2 separate regions of the Homo sapiens genome follow, and region 2 is linked to region 1. A link is a contact called in ENCODE Hi-C or POLR2A ChIA-PET data. All regions are on one chromosome and are shown on one strand. The core of a region is the stretch at or near the end of the contact, and the rest is flanking DNA. Distances in the headings are between cores, read along the strand shown. Region 1 has its middle 17 kb from the start of LINC01816. Region 2 overlaps PCBP1-AS1 (PCBP1 antisense RNA 1).

Region 1 (5,511 bases), core at 2,137-4,636:
TGGCCTCCCAAAGCGCAGCGATTGCAGGCGTAAGCCACCGCGCCCAGCCTTGATTTTTTTTTAATCCTCCTTACCGACCTTGCTCCCTGCCTGCCTGTCTTCCCATCATCCAGTTCTGCAAGCGCCCTTCGCATCTACCATCCCACCTGCTGTACCAAGCGAGCAGGACGACTTACTTTATTTACAACAGCACTTCTCAAACTTCAATGTGCACAGGAATCACCCAGGGACCTAGTTAAAATGCGTATTTTGATGTAGAAGCTTTATTTTTTAAATTTTTTGAGACAGAGTTTCAAAAACGTGGGGGGAAAAGGGAAAAGATAGGTAGAAAATGATTCTTAGCACCCCCAAGCATCTTTAACCTTTCATTATGTTTACTTCCAGCCTTTTTCATGAAACAAAATTGTGGTCTGACTGTATACAGTGGTATTAACTACAAAGGTTCCTAAGAAGGGACATCTTGGTTGCCCAGGCTGGAGTGCAACGGAACAGTTTTGGCTCAATGCAACCTCTGCCTCCCGGGTTCAAGCGATCCTCCTGTCTCAGCCTCCCAAGTAGCTGGGATTACAGGCGCCCGCCACCATGCCCGGCTAATTTTTGTACTTTTAGTAGAGATGGGGTTTAGTAGAGACGGGGCCAACATGTTGGCCAGGGTGGTCTCAAAACTCCTGACCTCAGGTGATCCACCCACCTTGGCCTCCCAAAGTGCTGGGATTACAAGCATGAGGCATCGCATGCCGCCCGATTCAGAAGCTTTAAAGTGTGGTCCAAGATTCTGCATTTCCATCAAGCTTCCAAGTGATGCGGAAAGTGCTGGACAGCAGGGAGGCTGCTGGCCTGCAGACTGCACCAGACTGCACTTGGAGTAGCAGGTCTAATGCCTGATACAGTCCTGTAACGTCCCTCCCACCTTTCACTGTCACTCATGGGGAGGGCAGTGCTGGAGATGGGTGGAACTTAACAACTAGTGGCCAGGGCCATGTACCAGTGTCAGCTTTGTGCCACTCTCTCACCAAACTGCTCCAACTGCTGGGGCACTAACCTTGTTCCTTAGAACTAGTTCCCCACTCAGCAGTTCCAGAAGTACAAAGTGGGTTCTGTAGTTCTGTGAATTCCCTGCACAACTTTTCACTGTCTTCCCCACTCCCACCATCTTGCAGGTTCACAGTTTAGAGCCTGGGTTTGAAACCCCAGTCTGCCACTCTTTTATGCGCGGCCTTGGGCATGACTCTGAGCCCGTTTCCTCCGGATGATGTGAACAGTGATTAGATACCGTGGACGAATCACTCATTTTGTCCATTGTTTGAACTTTTCCTCTTCTACCTGTTCCTCTAAATTAGCCTTGAAGCTAAAAGGTGCTTTTTGTCCCTTCTTAGGAATCTTTGTAGTTAATACCACTGTATACAGTCAGACCACAATTTTGTTTCATGAAAAAGGCTGGAAGTAAACATAATGAAAGGTTAAAGATGCTTGGGGATGCTAAGAATCATTTTCTACCTATCTTTTCCCTTTTCCCCCCACGTTTTCTATAATTAACAATATTAACTTGATAGGTTTGAAAACAGTCAAAGTAAAATAAACGGCATGAAATCAAGCTTCCACCCGCTCCGCTGAGAGTAGGAGAAGAGAAAGAGAAACGCGCCGACCGCGCCTGGCTGGGGCTGGTCACGCGGCAGCCGCCCCCACGCCTCCGCCAGATGACGTAAGTCACGTTCTCCACTCGCCCGCGCCGCCGCTTCCGGGGGGCTCGGCTGCTTTGCTTCCACCAGGCGGCGCCGCAGGACGCTCAGTTGCCAATGCCTCCTGCGCAGCCGCCCTGGCGCACGGGACACGTCACCACCTTCGCGTCTTTTCTGGAGAGCGCGGGAATGAGAGCGCCGGAGGGTGGTGACGTCACCGGGGTTCCCTGCGTGGCTCGCAGGGGCGGGGCCAGGTACGTGGCGCGCTGCGGCCCGCCCGGGGATCGGGAGGGGAAGGAGAACAGAGAGGGGGAGGGGAAGGAGGGGGAGGGGAAACCAGCGGGACGGGGAGGGGCGAGGTGGGTGGTGCCGATGCCTAGTCTAGCCAGGGCTGACCGGGCCGCGCCCGCCTCGTGACCACTGTGGGGCTGCGCTGCGGGAAAGGTGCTGACGAGGCGGGCGCGCGAGCTCGGCGGGGAGGGGTGCGGCCGGTCGGCGGCTGGCCGGTCCCCGACTTCCCGGCACCCTGGGCGACCGCTCCCTCGTGCGAGCGGGACCACGCCTGGACCGGGGCCCGCAGGTTTTACAGGGCAGCGGGGGGGATTTGGGGCACGTGGGGTCGGGCCGCACCCCGACCTCGAGACGGCGCGGCGCTGCGAGCAAAGAGCCGTCGCGCCCGGAGCCAGGCCCCGCCCTACCTGGGATCCCGTCGCCCTCCCGTCCCCGGGCCTACACCCGCCCCACCTGGGATCCAGTAGCCCTCCCGCCCCCGGGCCTACACCCGCCCCGGTCAGCTCCGGCCAGGTCGGGGAGGAGGAGGGCACGCGCCGGGAGGACCGCGACTGGCCGCCTGGAGCCCGTGGCTCAGGCTTTCCCAGCCGCTGTTTTCCCCTTTGTACATCGGGATCCGCTTCGCACACTTAGTTTCTGCCTAGCACATGCTGGGTGTTGTGTCCAGATACACTAATTCTTTTTCCCCTTCTTCCCCGCCAGTCACTAGAGCCGGTCTGGAAGGGCACTAACGCCTGGGTAGTCCTTCAAACAAAAAGCGTTGTGTGTCTTGCTTACTGGCCGTTAATAGAAGTTTCCCCTTGAGAGTGGCTTTGGTTAGGAAAAAGGTGGCAAAGGGCCCATCCCTGAACTGATTAGTTGAGCCTGGGACCTGATCAGAATTGAGGGGAGGAGTGTTACCAGAATTTTCTCTGTGCCCCGCACTTGCATAAGTGCTTATGGCTAGGAGCCCTGTGTAGGGCACACATTACCTTGGGGCGCCCTTCGCTTCTTTCTCCTCTTGCTGCCCCTTCCCGGAATCTCTCACCTCATGACGTGACTATGGTCAAGTCATCGTTTCTGGGATGGCCTGACCCCTGGGGACACGCCAGCCTCCAGGAGCTTATATGAGGCTGGTTTACCAGAGTAGACAGTGTAAGGCCCTGTCCTGGAAGGAGGAACATGAATATGTCCTGAAGTGCTTGTGTCATGTGTCAGGGGTTGTGCTAGGCTTTTCACATGAGTGATCTCATTTGATTCCCACAGCGGTCCTGTGAGCTAGGGGGAATCATCATCCCTCTATGTAGTTGAGGAAACTGGTTCCGCCGGTTTAAGCAACTTACCTCACATTTCACAGTAGGGAGGTGATGGTTGTAGGGCTTTGGCAAGAAAGTGTCAGTACCTGGTCAGGCCCCTAGGGTGTGAGACGCTCAGGGCCATCCTGGAGGGTATGGGTGAAAGCATGTAACACCGTGGGTTTCCCCCCCTCTGTCACCCCATTCTCTTGGCCACCGCTACCATTTATATCAAGGCAAAACCAGGTTAGGTGGCAGATGGATAGTGTTCGAGGCAGAAGAAGCCCCAGAGGGCAAAGACAGGGCAATTCCTTCTACCCCTCACCCCACACACACTTTGCTTTGGTCATGGATGGGTTAATGGAAGGACTCCTGTGTATCAGACTTGGGTCTTTTTTAGCACCATCTGGCAGAAGTCACCTCTCCTCACACTTGCTGCTTCTACAAAACATTGTTCACTTGGCAGTCAGCAGTGCAAAAGGCAGAAGTGTGGTGCGTGTGTGATTTGGATTCAGTGGACCCCAGAGACAATTGTGTTGTTTGCATTATGTTGCGATTGACAGCCCATAGACACTGCTGTGTTGTATGTGGAACCACAAAAGACGAGAAAGGCAACAAAAGCAGACGTTCCCTCTCCTTTTAAAATTATCTTGTCGCTGGGCACGGTGTCTCATGCCTGTAATCCCAGCACTTTGGGAGGCCGAGGCAGACGGATCACGAGGTCAAGATCGAGACCATCCTGGCAAACATAATGAAACCCCGTCTCTACTGAAAATACAAAAATCAGCTGGACGTGGTGGCGCGTGCCTGTAGTCCCAGCTATTCAGGAGGCTGAGGCAGGAGAATCGCTTGAACCAGGGAGGCGGAGATTACAGTGAGCCGAGATTGCGCCACTGCACTGCAGCCTGGCAACAGAGCGAGACTCTGTCTCCAAAAAAAAAAAAACAACTTGCCTGCAGGATTGGATAGAGAAATTCCCAGGAGAAAGCAAACAAATAAGGGTGCAGGCATTTGTCCTTCAAAACAGGCGGGCAGATCACAAGGTCAGGAGCCAAGACCACGCCATTGCCCTCCATCTTGGGCGAGTGAGACTCCGTCTCAAATAAAACAAACAAAAAATCCCCAGGGCTTTGTAGGTAGACGCTTTTTGGCTTTGAACAAGGCAGGTAGCTTCAGTGTTTCAGATCAAGGAGTGGATGTAGGTTGAAGTGGGCAAATCACTTGAGGTCAGAAGTTTGAGACCAGCGTGGCCAACATGGTGAAACCCTGTCTTTACTAAGAATAAAAACATTAGCTGGGTGTGGTGGCACACACTTGTAATCCCAACTACTCCGGAGGCTGAGGTGGGAGGATGGAGGATTGCTCGAACCGGAAGGCGGGGGTTGCAGTGAGCCAAGATCGCACCACTGCACTCCAGCCTGAGCAACAGAGCAGGACTCCATCTCAGAAAAAAAAAAACAAAAACGAGTGGTTGAGCCTGATTGACCCAGGGACACGTTTTGTTTGTTTGTTTGTTTTTTGTTTTGTTTTGTTTTGTTTTAGATCAAGGACCCTCTCTGTTGCCCAGGCTAAGTGCAGTCGCACAATTATAGCTCAGTTAACCTCAAACTCCTGGGGTCAAGCCACCATCCCACCTCAGCGTCCTGAGTAGCTAGGACCACAACAAGCACATGCCACGGCGCCCGGCTAATTTTTAAAATTTTCTGTAGAGATGGGGTCTCGATACGCTACCCAGCCTGGTCTGGAATTCTTGGCCTTGAGTGATCCTCTCGCCTCAGCCTCCCAAAGCACTAGGATTACAGGCATGAGCCACAGCACCTGGCCCAGGGACACTTTAAACAGGGAGTGAGGCCAGGGGAGGTGGCTCATGCCTGTAATCCCAGCAATTTGGGAGGCTGAGGTGGGAGGATCCCTTGAACCCAGGAGTTCCAGACCAGCCTGGGCAACATGGTGAAACCCCATCTCTATTAAAAAAAGAAAAAAAAAAAAACCACTAGTCAGCGTTGTGATGCACGCTTGTAGTCCTAGCTATCTGGGAGGCTGAGGGTAGGACGAAAGCTTGAGCCCTGGAGATTAAGGCTGCAGTGAGCTGTGATCACACTCCAGCCTGGGCGTCGGAGAGAGACCCTGTCTCTTAAAAAAAACTGTGGGCGGAGTGAGTTTTTCTATTTCTTTCTTTGCTGACAAAGCGGCCCTTTCTGTCACAACATACTTATTGAAACCTGCTGGCCGGGCGGGGTGGCTCACGCCTGTAATCCCAGCACTTT
Region 2 (5,511 bases), core at 1,891-4,390, 130 kb after region 1:
GATAATAGTAGTATCATTTTATAGTTTTGCAACTCTCTTTAATGTTTGGCTTAATAGAAGATAGTTGGATTCTCGTATCTGTTTTTGTATTCAGTCTGTTGTGTATGTTGTTTTGATTGAAGTAGATGAAGGAAATCCAGCTACATACAGATTTGGAGTTGGAAAAAATAGTATTTTAATAACCTTTTTAGATCATGGTGGATACTCTTCTTTGTTATGTCATCAAAATTAGACAAATGGCAGTTTCTGAAAAATTAGTTGTAATGTGTGTAAAAAATTAGTTGAATCCATATCAGTGAACTCATACTTTTCTATATTAAACTTCATTGCTCTATCTTGCACTTTGAATGGGTCTTTTATTCATGCCTGATTTTGTAACATCATGCATTCGTCATTTTGAAAATGATGGTTCAGTGAATTATTCACATCTTCTAAATGTAGGCACATTTCAGTCTATAATATCAAAAACATATTTGTCAGTGTTACCACTGATTTCATCAGAAAAGTCTTGAGGTGTTAAGAAGTCTTTAGGTATCTACCAGCATGGATACACATTTTCCAAAATTTTAAATCTTCACTTGACAGCTCAAATTTTACAGTTGGCAACAAATACTGTCAGTTGTTTTCTATGAGGTGACAGGTTCACTTAATTCATTTTTGAGAAAATGTTTGCCAAATACCCAAGTCTGAATAATCATAGTTTGTTAGTCATTTTTTTCCTAATAAAAATGATGTTCTATGAAAAAGCAAGTAGTCAGCTTGTAATTCAAACAATCAGGTAAGTGCTTCCAGTACTTAGGTATTCAGCAGAAGTGCTTTGTGTACAGAGTATTAATAAGACATGTATTCAAGGGATAAGTTTTAATAAAATTAATAATTATTACTCTATCATGGACATTTTTACATTAAGTTTGCCTTTCTGTTGAACTGCAAGTACATGGGGGTGAAGACTGTGACTCCTGGTGCAGTTTGGTGCCTCTTCATTGACTTAAGGCTCTAGAAGGCACCAAATACTGTTGCTTTTGCATCATCAGTGCAAATGTCCGCAAAGTGAATGCTGCAGAAAAACTCTTGGTATTATTATAAAAATGATGTTGACCTTGGCCGGGCGCGGTGGCTCACGCCTGTAATCCCAGCACTTTGGGAGGCCGAGGTGGGCGGATCATGAGGTTGGGAGATTGAGACCATTCTGGCGAACACGGTAAAACCCTGTCTCTACTAAAAATACAAAAAATTAGCCGGGCGTGGTGGCGGGTGCCTGTAGTCCCAGCTACTCGGGAGGCTGAGGCAGGAGCATGGCATGAACCCGGGAGGCGGAGCTTGCAGTGAGCCGAGATTGCACTACTGCACTCCACCCTGGGCCACAGAGCGAGACTCATCTCAAAAAAAAAAAAAAATGATGTTGATCTCTTGGATCCCCCGGGAAGGGTCTTGGGGACCCAGGAGTCCAGGGATCATAATTTGAGAGCCATGGCCTATACGACCATGGGTACTAATAGCACATGCCTCCAGCACCCTCCATCAGCCTCCCTCGGCCTCATTTTCCTCAGTTGTAAAGGGAGGCCTGGGCAGGCTCTGTTTCTTCACACTGTTGGACCCTGTTTGCTAGCCCCCGAAGCTGCTTCTCCCTTAGCGGTGATGCTGCTTTCAGCTCCTGCTTTTCCTCCCTCTCTCATGCCTCCCTTTCTCTCCGTGGCTCCTCTTCCCCTCACTCTTTACAGGTTGGCATTCTTCTTGTTTCGTCTCCTCCTCCTTTCCCTGGATGATCTTATTTCCTCCCTGGTCTTTAACCATCACCTGCAGGCTGACAGCTCCCAAATCTCTATCTTCAATCCAGATGTCTGTCCCGGGCTCCAGTTTTGTGGTTCCACCTGAGACCTTTCCACCTATATGCTTTACAGGCAAGTCAAAGTCAGCATGTCTAAACTGGTTTCTTCGTCTTCCCCTACACATTGCTTCCTCTTCCAGAATAGACAGTCTTGGTTAATCCATCATCTGCTCAAATGCTTAAGCCAGAATCCCAGGAGTCCTCCTCCCCTTATCTGGCTCCCTCCCTTCCCTCATCTGCTCACCTGGCCTATCAGTTCTGCCTCCTAAACATTTTCCCAATCTCTCCCTGCTCTCCAGCCCCACCACCACTGCCTCAGCTCAGGCGCTCATCCCTTCTCACCTAAACGATTGCAAGGGTCTTCTCCCTGGCCCCCTGCCCCCTGTTTTCAACCTGTACTCTACAGTTCTGGTTGGAAACCACAAGAGTTATCTTCTCACACTTTTTTTTTTTAACTTTTAATTTAGGTTCAGGGGTACATGTGCAAGTTTGTTATATAGTTAAACTCGTGTCACAGGGGTTTGTTGTACAGATTATTTCATCACTCAGGTACTAAGCCTAGTACCCAAGAGTTATTTTTTTTGCTCCTTTCCCTTTTCCCACACCCCCCACCCTCCACCCTCAAGGAGGTCCCAGTGTGTATTGCTCCCCTCTGTGTTCATGAGTTCTCATCATTTAGCTCCCACTTGTAAGTGAGAACATGTGGTAGTTGGTTTTCTGTTCCTGCATTAGTTTGCTAAGGATAATGTGTTTTTCATTAAGTAAATACATATCGAGTACTTACCATACCAGGCTCTGTGCAGGCTGTGGGAATACAACATAGGACATAACAGATACTGTCCTGACCTCCAGCACTCACAGCATATGAAGGAGGAGAGAAAAGGACAGGGCACAGGTCATTAGGACCCAGTGCAGTGGGGAAAGATGGCAGAGGTGCTTGGGAACCCCTAGAAGTTTTGACTGAGGGCTGAGTCTGAGGGTGTTCAGGGAGCACTTCCTGGAGGAAGCAGCTCTCATGTTCAGACTGCAGCCTGGGTGGGAGTTAACTAAAAGAGATGGGAGTGTTGTGGTGAAAAACGTTACTGGAAAGTTTGATCATTTAATTTCCCTGTTAAATACTTCTCTTGTGAGCTTCACCACTGCCTGCAGGATCAAGTCCAAATTCCTTATCATGAAACACAACCTTTGTGGCCTCGTTGTCTGCCACTCCCCTGTATTCATTGTCATCAGCTTGAACTGCTTTCAGTTCCCCCCAACGCTGCTTGCTCACTCTCTCAGCTCCAGGCCTTTGCACATGCAGTTCCTTGTGCCCTCCACCCTTGCCACGCAAATCCCTACTGCCTATCTATCCAACTGTGAATCACCCCACGTCAGCTGTTCAGGAGACCTTCCTGGCCCCTCCCCTGTAGACTTTGTGGCTCCCTCTCTTGTGCTTCCCACCTGTACACACACCTGGACTCTTGTGCCCTTATCACGTCCTTAGAGCTTTTCCACTTGTGTATCTCCCGTGCCCCTACTTGACAGTGTGGGAACTAGACCCCTGTCTAGTTCACATACCCTCATCCCATGAGCATTTTGGGCATCCCCAGGGTGTGTGACTCTCCTGTGCTAGTGGACAAGGTTAGACAATTACCATTACCTTTTCGTCTTTTCCCCTCCTCCAGCTCTGTGACTTCCCTTTGCCCCTACCACACCCCATGTAGCTATCAGTTTTGCTGGACACGGCCACACCCATCAGGCACCCCATACCTGCTGGGAGTCACGGACACTCCTATAGCAGCAGTGCTGTGGGGCTGCTGGTCCCTGCATTGCCTTATAGAGCCGTGGGGCTTCGCCCTACAGATACATCTAAATTACAAATACCAGTCCAGCCCAGAATCAGTTCTTGCTGTTGAACGCAACTGTCTCTGGGTCAGCTTGTTGTGCCTGTTTTCCTTCTTCCCTTAGAAAGAGTTATTTCCTTCAGAACCTTTCTACCCCTCATGAAAATAGGCTTCCCAAAGGTCTGCCCACCAGCCAACTAGACAGATGTGGCCTGCATTGTCCCCCTGGAGGCAAAGGATGTGTGGGTATTTATTTATTTAAGATAGTAAGTTATGGCCAGGTGTGGTGGCTCACGCCTGTAATCCCAGCACTTTGGGAGGCCGAGGCGGGTGGATCACCTGAAGCCAGGAGTTTGAGACCAGCCTGGCCAACATGGTAAACCCTGCCTCCACTAAAAAATACAAAAATTAGCTGGGCATGGTGGTGCATGCCTGTAATCCCAGCTACTCGGGAGGCTGAGGCAGGAGAATCGCTTGAACCCAGGAGGCGGAGGTTGCAGTGAGCCAAGATCGTGCCACTGCACTCCAGCCTGGGCAACAGAGCAAGACTCCATCTCTAAAATAAATAAATAAATAAATAAATAAATAAATAAGACAATAAATTATATAAGCAGTGCTGAATACAGCTTCATCATTTAAAAATCCAAACAGTTTGGAAATATATAGACAAGTATATAAATGCTCTTCTTGCACCCCTTCCCCCATCCTAAAGCCTACCATACAGGTAGGCACTGTTAATTATTTGGTGGAAATGTTTACACTTTTTGCTTTGCATTTACACATGTGAGTGGCAGGGATAGTATCTGAGAAATTAATTTTTTTCTCTCCTGAATTTTCTCTTTTTCTGCCCTCACATTTATGGAGCTCATTACCTCCAGAGCAGCTTTTCAGGTTAGAAAACTGAATTTATCTTCAGGCATCTCTGGCTTTTGTGTGCTGAAAGCTTAAGCATTTAGGGCAACTCCAGGATTTGCTGAGTGGCTCATCAAAGGATGAGGATTCTCTTGCACAGACTGAATGCCTTGACTGGAAACGATGGAAGAAGGATTTCCTTGGGAGTGGAAAGGACCCCAACCCTTTTAGCCCTGTCCTCCCCAGGCTGGCTGGGGGCAGGACTACAATCCCAGAAGGAGGCAGTCATATGGTAGGGCTAGCCAGGGGTGTCCAGTCTTTTGGCTTCCCTGGGCCACATTGGAAGAAGAAGCATTGTCTGGGCCACACCTAAAATACACTAACACAATAGTTGATGAACTTAAAAAAAAAAAAACACACAAAAACATTTCATAATGTTTTAAGAAAGTTTACAAATTTGCATTGGGCCACATTCAAAGCTGTCCTGGGCTGCATGCGGCCCACAGGCTGTGGGTTGGACAAGGTTGGACTAGGCCGTGAAGACACAGGCAACCTGATCCAAGGTTCCTGGCTGCCTCTGCTGCCAGACCTGGCCTCTGCTGACTTCATCGGCAGCCTCATGCCTGGCACTTCTGAATATTCTGGAGAATTCAGACATACCTGAAATTAAGTTTTCTATTGTCAGGATTGAAGCTTACCATAATCAATGAGTTGAGTTATAGACTAAAATTTGATTTCTTGCACACCTGGATTTGTGAATGGAGATTCGTTCCTATGGCTTGTATTATATTACTCATATTCTGCCACTTAAAAAAATTAATAAGAAATCTTGAAAAATTTTCCACAGCAGCGGAAATGAATGAATGAGATAGATTTATCTCATTCAAAAGATGAATATTATTATTAAAAAAAAAATAGACCGGGCACGGTGGCTCATGCCTATAATCCCAGTACTTTGGGAGGCTGAGGTGGGCAGATCACTTGAGGTCAGGAGTTCAAGACCAGCCT

What was found. Hi-C counts contacts between places; a loop is a spot of excess contacts on that map. ChIA-PET counts read pairs that join two places held with the same protein, here RNA polymerase II (POLR2A). Pooled maps may share reads with other maps.
Region 2: a loop to region 1 is called in a pooled map, with 4 times the contacts of the local background. The contact joins two enhancer-like sites. A Hi-C loop is called at or near these places in 1 of 168 maps with a recorded cell type or tissue (K562), 4 of 37 single-sample maps with no recorded cell type and 7 of 50 pooled maps. POLR2A ChIA-PET finds 5 or more read pairs at or near these places in 8 of 52 experiments (B cell, CD8-positive, alpha-beta memory T cell, H1 and 5 more).

What each region holds. Positions count from the first base shown.
Region 1 is chr2:70,139,091-70,144,601 of GRCh38, reverse strand. No RefSeq gene overlaps it. Among named protein-coding and RNA genes, the nearest start is that of LINC01816, 17 kb to the right of the region's middle. RefSeq lists silencers at 974-1,023, 1,954-2,663, 3,151-3,445, 5,211-5,505 and enhancers at 1,354-1,493, 1,504-1,863, 3,084-3,623, 5,248-5,511. Within about 2 kb of position 3,386, at least 40 of the 41 ENCODE cell types and tissues checked have a DNase peak (open chromatin) inside an H3K27ac peak, as active enhancers do.
Region 2 is chr2:70,008,045-70,013,555 of GRCh38, reverse strand. The region is part of intron 7 of PCBP1-AS1 (PCBP1 antisense RNA 1); the gene reads left to right. It also overlaps a transcript of ASPRV1 not described here. Among named protein-coding and RNA genes, the nearest start is that of ASPRV1, 49 kb to the right of the region's middle. RefSeq lists an enhancer at 2,935-3,004. Within about 2 kb of position 3,140, at least 7 of the 41 ENCODE cell types and tissues checked have a DNase peak (open chromatin) inside an H3K27ac peak, as active enhancers do.